3 separate regions of the Homo sapiens genome follow, and all the other regions are linked to region 1. A link is a loop called in an ENCODE intact Hi-C map of the cell type or tissue named here. Cell type or tissue: natural killer cell. All regions are shown on one strand.

Region 1 (2,500 bases):
CTCAAGGACAGTGTGATCATCACCTGCATGTGTTTGGCTTCCAAATGAGGGAAATGAACCCAATGGCCCTTTGCACCCTTTCCACCCCTGGGATTTTATTGCTCTGACTTCAACTGATCAACAAAACAGACAAGACTAAATGTTAACATGTTTTTAAACACATAGAGACTCTTCTCTTAGAGGGGAGGGAAATTAACCCTCCTTTAACACAAAATTTGACCTCAATTAACCAAAAATTTTTGTTCTGTGTTTTTACGGAGACCATTGTCATAGCTGAGAAACCCACCAATAGCTAAGCATATTTAGCCACAGAAACTCCTACAGTAACTATGGCTCTTGTGAGCCAGGCCTCATCATGGCTGTGTCAATTTCCCTCTGCACTGAGTGAGGGGTCCCGGAACACAAAGGCAGAGGCCGCCTGGTTCCAACCTTCGATTACGTCATCCTGATGGAATGTGGACACCATTGTGAGGACTTTCTGCTTAAGCCTTGTTTTATTTAAGTTTCTAACATTCTTGGAGACTTAAATCTCATCTACAGTTGCTTGGAATCCAGGCTTCAGTTGGATTATTGAAGGGATGCAGTAAACTTATCCTCCTAAAAGCTGAACTCAGCAAATGGTTAAGCCAAAGCTATCCTGCCCCAAGGCTCAAAGCAAATCTTTCAGCTCATTACATTTAAAAGATTGCTAGCAGTCAGCAGCCTTTAGATTTATGTAACACTAAGTTATACACAGTAAAAGCATGTGCTAGTTACATAACAATGTTCACATGAATGGTTAAAATGGGACAGGTAAATCAGATGCAGAAAACCAGGACAAAAAGGCTCCCAGCAGCTTTAAAATATATTGTTTAAATTCATAGCAAGGAGATAATTTTTTTCCTTTTCTCTCCAACAATGACAGACATTTACCGAGTGCTCACAAAAGGCCAGGCATTTCTGCAACACGGGTCAGTAGAAGGAGCAAAGCCTTTGGAGTGAGGTTCAAGTGTAATTGGTATGTGACACTTGGCAAGTTTCTCCAGCCTCAGTTTACCCATCCACAAAATGGAGCTAGCCATGCCTACCTTATAGAATCAATGTGAGAATTAAATGAATCATGTTGCCAAGTGTCTGACATAAAATATATGCTCAATAAAGACCAGTTTCTTAGTCTGCTGCTCTTAGCTGATTTGGTCTAATACCCTGCAAGCCTGGGAATGTGGTATTATTATAATCCCCGTTTACCAGGTAAGGAAACTGGAGGTCTCTGCCAGGGTGACGTTGCTGTCATGGGGCAGAGGGGCTTTAATACATAACTCATTAGAGGCATATCTCAATTTTGCAACTCACAAACCTGCAGTTTGTGCAGGTCTTTCAGCTTCTCTGCTTTTCCTCTGGCTGCCTGCCATTTGGCACTTTCCCTGCTAATTAGCACCTCGACCACAGTACAGCAGGGGAAATCCAAAAGGGTGAGCTTCGGTTAGTAGCTGAATCATGTGGTTTAAGAGCTCTAGGGGAGAGACTTTTCTTTTTTTAAGTTTGGTAAAGAAAGAGATGGCATCTAAGCAGTGACACGAATATTTTTAATTATATTTGGAATTCAGTTCTCTATTATCGTGGCCTCCCACTAATAGGTAATTGAGAATGGATCATTATATTTAAGAAGCTGTCTGATCTTCAAGGTGATTAAACTTTATTTATATGCTGAGACTTTAAGTGAGAATGTGTCTCAAAATCATATCAGAATTCCTATTCATCTTAGCTATTACCACCAAATTGCACTTCTCTGTATTTATGATATGAAATTCACATGTCAAAGTTCTAGCCCCTAATGTGACTGTATTTGAAGACAGAGCCTTTACAGGCTTAGTTAAGGTTATAAGTGTGGGGTCCTAGTCCAATAGGGCTGGTGTCCTTACAAGAAGAGGACATTTGGCTGGAGACATGCATGCCTCTGAGACAAGACCATGTGAAGACACAGCAATAAGATGGCCATCTACAAACCAAGGAAGTAGGTCTCAGGAAAAACCAGCCCTGCTGGCACCTTGATCTTGGACTGTCAGCCGCCTTTCTGCAAGAAAATAAATTTCTGTTGTTGCAGCCGCCCAGTCAGTGGTATTTTGTTATGGCAGCCCTAGCAAAGTAATATACTTCCTTTCTAAGGAAATTAGTCAAAAAAAAAGGAAACCTCTCTGTCCCTTCATTTTCTAACCTGTAAAATCAGGAAAATATTAGTTCCTCATTCACAAGGGCATTGTGAGGACAAAATACATTATCATTTAGTATTCAGAATAGTACCAGAAATATTCATAAGCACTTTAAAAGTGTTTTATTATTGTCAATATCGTTACCACTAATAGCACTACCATCACGTCTACCACCACCGAGAAACCTAGATTGTAACATACAAAAGACATGGAGCATTCTGGGACAATGGACGGAAAATTACGTGGACAGAATCATTTGCAATTATTGCTCCCCAGGTCCAGACTCACCTGGGCATCCCTTCCCAGCCCAG
Region 2 (2,500 bases), 51 kb before region 1:
ACTCTGTTAAGAAGGCAAGGAATGTTAGCCATACAAAACAGGTCTACAGAAATGATGAAAAGCCTTCATACAGAGTATGTGGAGAGCTGAATGTGGACATTCACGTATGCGGTATTATTCTTCTTCTTTTTTTTAATTATAGTGGCTAAATCAACCAGGACCATATTTGACTTTATTTTGTGCATTCATGTCTAGAAATTTTTAAATCTTACTAAGTAAAGGTATTGTTCCATGTATAAAGAAACTATCTGTGAGATTTAGTTCAACTCTCTTGAATTTTGGAAGCTAAGTATGATGGTGAGGATGATGACAGAGCTTTGAATTGCATGCACCTTCTGTGTAGCAAGTACTGAGCCGGCCTTTGACACGTATCATTTCATATAAATCTCAGAACTGCCTTGAAATTAAGCATTATTAGCCTCCTTCTTCAGAGGAAACTGCAGCTCAGGGAATGTGTGCTGTATCTAACGTCACATAGCTAATAAGGGTCTTAGTATAGCTCGAAACTGAATTGCGTCTCTAAAGCTCATGTCTTTTCAATCCCTAAGCATCCATCTGACATGGATGAAGATTATGATCAGTCACTCAATCAACAAAGTGCTTTTAGAACATGTGATGAGCACAGGGAAAGAGCAATATATTGAGGCATTCCCAAGAAAGTGTACAAAGGTCCTGGATGAGTATCCTAGGATCCTGGACTCAAGCTCCCAGCAGAGTCAACCCTCCACCAACAAGCCCTGTGGCCTTGGACAAATCTCCTACCCTGGCTGGGTCTCACTTTCCTTGTGTGTTTCATCTGTGATGACAATAGCCTCCTCACAATCACACAGAGTTGGTGTGAACATTGGATGAACCAGTGTGTAAGAAAGCGTTTTGTAAAGTGTCAAATGCTGTAGAAATCTGAAGTGCGAACTTGTTTTTTCCGACAAGTTTTAAGGTAAACAGGGACTGGAAAAATTACCAGAGGTTTTCTCGAGCAGGAAGTGGAGTGAGAAGAGGCAGAAGGAGCCCCGGGTTGTCAAGGGCCCCCCTCTCTTCAGCGAGGCGACCATGCACACAAAGGAAGCTGAGTCACCCCTGCTCGGCAGGACCCCAAGGCCATCAATTGAGTCTGCCTGTGAGAAAGCGGAAACCCAAATCCTGCTGTCCCCACGGCCCCTCCTGCTGCCGGCCCCCTGTGGTTGGCCAAGTCACCCTCAGGGCCCTGTGGTTCCCTTCTGTGGCTCAGCTGACAGAAACAGCTGGCGTGGTCCATGCTTCACCAGCCTGCATGCCTCTCAGGGTGGGTGGTAAGAAGTCAGAGGGGCCACTGCAAACCCAGAGACTCCAAAGTGACTCCTCTGTGGCTCTCCCCCTTGAATGAATTCTGCCTGCAAGGACATGCACCTGTCAAGCCACTGCTTTGGTTTATTTCGAGGTCACATGCAGTAGGAGACCTTCATGGCACCATTTATGATGAGGGTCTCATAGGAGGTAGAAGGGACTAACTCGAGGGGGTTCTGGAAGGTCCATCTTCCAATTACCTTGAAGCATGATAAATCCCCCACAGCTTTGAAAGCCAGAGGCCCTCTGTGGAGAACAGGAACATCTCAGAGCCCCCACACACTCAGCAGACAGTTCAGACCCAGAGACATAGGCAGTGTCGGCAGAGACCGGTGTTCCTTCAGCCAGCTGTCTCAGTCTGGTCACCCCTGTCTTTTGGCCTGAGAAGCCAGAAGACAAAAGTTAAAGGGAGGTGGGTAGCCATTTAAAAGGATAATTTATTCAGGTATCAAGAGGAATATGAATCAAAACCTTCCTAGAGCTGTCCCCCAGGCCAGGGCAGATGGAACACGAAGCCTGTGGAGTCACCTACACCAGGGGCCAAGCTCCTGCCTCACCACTTCTTAGCCAGTGCCCTGGTACAAGGCAATATAAACTCACTGGACTGCCATTCTTTCTCCTATTCCAAGGAGATGGTATCTACCCCACCCTAGTTCAGCCCCCACATGGGGCTGTTGTGAGGATCAAAAATGATGTATCTAATGGAAATGTATCTATTAGGTTCTCAACCTAAGGAAACCATATTATTATATGTACTGCTATAGGGAGGCCACAGCATCAGTGTGAAGTCAGGCTTGATCTGAACTGATCCAGCATTATCAAGAGGTGATCTGGTATGAATGCTTGAAGTCAGAGAGCAGCTGCCTCAGACTTTCAGGTACAGAATGGACCATGGAAGGCAGGAACAGACTCTAACCCTCTGAGTGGGTATCAGAGTCCTATTTAACAAACTGGAGCTGCAGGCAGGGCTCCAGAATTAATTGTAAAGCAATGCTCCGGCAGGATTTGAGGCAGAACCTCTGCATCACATCCTCAGAAGGTGGGGCTCAGCCTCTAGTTAAAGTCTCTCTTCCCAGACCCTTCCCTGCTCAGGTGAGGACCTCAAGAAGCCCCCACCTCATGTCCATTGCAGTCCCCTGCAATTCTAACCTTCTTGCTAATCCCATAATCCATCCCT
Region 3 (2,500 bases), 58 kb before region 1:
CCTCATTGGTTTGCTGAGCTTCACATGTGATTACGTGCATGACAGCCTTTGAAAGCTATCTTGGAGCACCTTCGAGGGCCATTACCACGTCCCTACCTACAGATTCGCTCATAGCACTCAGTCACAATACGTAGACTTCCCTCCACTCTCCTCCAACTAATCGCCTATCTACACATCTCCTCCCTGCCTTCTCCAGGGAGGCTTCGACAATCACCCCAAGCTGTAGCTACCATAGTCTCTTCAAAAGCACCAGGCTCAAATCTAGAAGCCTTTGCTTACCATCTTCCTGTGCCAATACTGTGAATACAGTGATGGGATATACTGTGGATTCCCCCGGAAAAAGCAGACCCTGAGAGCAGGAGTCACATGCAGGTAGTTAATTTTAAAGGAACACTGTCAAGGAGATGAAGAAATGATATGGGGGTGGGAAGGCAGTCAGCAAAGGGCCTGTCCGGGCCTAGCTTCATGGCATGCAACCTGCACAATTCCACAGTGCCCGTGTGCAGAAGGCCTCCTGCTTGATTTAATGCTGTGGGGTCTCTGCTTGAAATTCTCAATGATTTCATCCTTGAACTTTAGTATATGGGCTGTAGAATAAAAGTTGTATAATTTTGGTAATTCCACATGCTAGTTAAATGCTCTCATATTTGCACTTAAAACTGGCATTGCACACTATAAAGATGGAAGATAAAACACATTGCTAATAATTTAAAGTTTTCATTTTCCTCACTTAGAACAACATTAAACAACAATTTTTTTAAATACCATGAAAAATTGAGGGAGAGGCCATGGGAAAAAGGGAAAAATTTTTATTTTAATATTCTTAATAGCACTTTTCCCTTGATTTTTTAAAAAGTGGCCCTACATTTTCACAAATTATGTAGCCAGCCCTGGAAGTGTTACTAAGCCTGGTAATACGGTGAGTGAATGATGCTTAATAAAGCAGGGAAGCTTGGGAAAAGTGATATAGAACACAGGCCTCTGAGCTATCCCACTTGAGGAATGAAGAGCTGGGGTATTTATACACCCACTTCCATCATGCCTCAGCTAAGAACTGCTGAGGGGAGATGGGGAGTTGTTAACTATACCTCAACTAGCTTGCCAATGACAGAAAGTCATCTGGACTAAGACCAAAGGATGTGGACAGGGTGTTGACAGTAATAGCGAGGAGGTGATAACCTCAGGAACTCCCAGTGCAATGTAGGGAGAACAGCAAGTAAGTCAACAGGCTGCATACCATGTGTTAGGTGTAGTTACAGAAATAAACACCAGGGCTTCGGGAGCACAGAGGGCGGGTCCCCAGCCAAGCCTGGCCACTCCACTGAAGCCCTCAGAGCGCAGGTGCCTGGTCAGAGCATGCAGAGAATGGGCTTGCCTGATGAACGGGAGAGAAAAGAAAACTCTAGGTAGGAGTCCTTATTTATTTTCTATCACTGCTGTAAAAAAAGATAGCTGATTTAGTGACTTACAACAGCACAAATGTATGATCGTCTTACTCTTTTGTCAGAGGTCTGGTACAGGTCTCACTGGGCTAACAGCAAGGTGTCTGAGGACTGCATTCCATCCTGTTTGAATGTGTTTTCTCTCTCATTCAGGTTGTTGGTAAAATTCAGTTCCCTCTGGTTCTGGGCTAAGGTCCTCATTTGATTAACGGTTGTCAGCTGAGACCCTTTCCCAGTTTCTAGAGGCCACCTGCATTCCTTGGCTTGGACCCTTTGTCTATCTTCAGAGTCAGCAGCAAAGGGGTGAGTCCCTCTCACACTTGGGATGTGTCCTGCCGCTGCTTCTATTGCTGCATCTCCCTGACCGACACCTCTTTGTATCTCTTCCATTCTTTCTTTTTCTATTGAAGTGAAATTCACATAACATAAAATTAACCACTGTAAAGTGAACAATTCAGGGACATTTACTACATCCACGATGTTGTGCAAATCACATTTTCATCACTTCTAAGTAAAACCCCTGACCCATTAAGCAATAAAACCACCATTCCCTCCTCTCCCAAGCCCGTAGCAGCCACCAATCTACTTTCTGATTCTATGGATTTACCTGTTCTACAGATTTCATATCAATGGGATTACACAATGTGTGGTCTTCTATGTCTGGTTTCTTTCACTTAGCGTATTGTTTGAGAGGTTCATCCGGGCCATGGTGCGTATCAGTACTTCAGACCTTTTTGTGGCTGAATCATTTTCCATTGCTTGTGTAGACTGCATTTCATTTATGAAATCATCTGTCAATGGACATTTGGGTTGTTCTCACCTTTTGGCTATTGTGATTAGTGCAGGTATGAACGTGTATTGGAGTATCTGTTTCTAACTCTTTGGGGTATATACCCCTCATCTATTCTTAAGGGTTTATATAATTATGTTGAGCCCATCCAGATAATCCAGGCTAATCTCCTTATTTCCACCTGCAAATATGTCATGTGACATAGATTCCAGGTATTAGGTTACAGGCATCCTTGGGAGACCATTTTTCTGACTCCCTCAAGACCAGT

What was found. Peaks named below come from ENCODE experiments on the same cell type or tissue, not always from the same donor. Only the 100,000 strongest peaks of a DNase experiment are listed, where the experiment ranks them.
Region 2: a loop joins it to region 1, with 3 times the contacts of the local background. A loop is called at or near these places in 4 of 110 quality-filtered maps.
Region 3: a loop joins it to region 1, with 7 times the contacts of the local background. A loop is called at or near these places in 4 of 110 quality-filtered maps.

Annotation. Positions count from the first base shown.
Region 1 is chr2:12,005,014-12,007,513 of GRCh38, reverse strand. It overlaps MIR3681HG (MIR3681 host gene), which reads right to left and starts at 398. Exons shown (of 6, transcript NR_110196.1): 1 at 287-398. RefSeq lists enhancers at 317-611, 1,120-1,169. In natural killer cell, no CTCF peak of the experiment used is centred here; a DNase peak (open chromatin) is centred at 1,413; H3K27me3 peaks cover 1,432 bases.
Region 2 is chr2:12,056,292-12,058,791 of GRCh38, reverse strand. All of the region lies in intron 2 of MIR3681HG (MIR3681 host gene), which reads right to left. Among named protein-coding and RNA genes, the nearest start is that of MIR3681HG, 50 kb to the right of the region's middle. In natural killer cell, no CTCF peak of the experiment used is centred here; a DNase peak (open chromatin) is centred at 1,101; H3K27ac peaks cover 728 bases.
Region 3 is chr2:12,063,103-12,065,602 of GRCh38, reverse strand. All of the region lies in intron 2 of MIR3681HG (MIR3681 host gene), which reads right to left. Among named protein-coding and RNA genes, the nearest start is that of MIR3681HG, 57 kb to the right of the region's middle. In natural killer cell, a CTCF peak has its summit at 1,339; a DNase peak (open chromatin) is centred at 1,182; H3K4me3 peaks cover 1,285 bases; H3K27ac peaks cover 240 bases; H3K27me3 peaks cover 185 bases.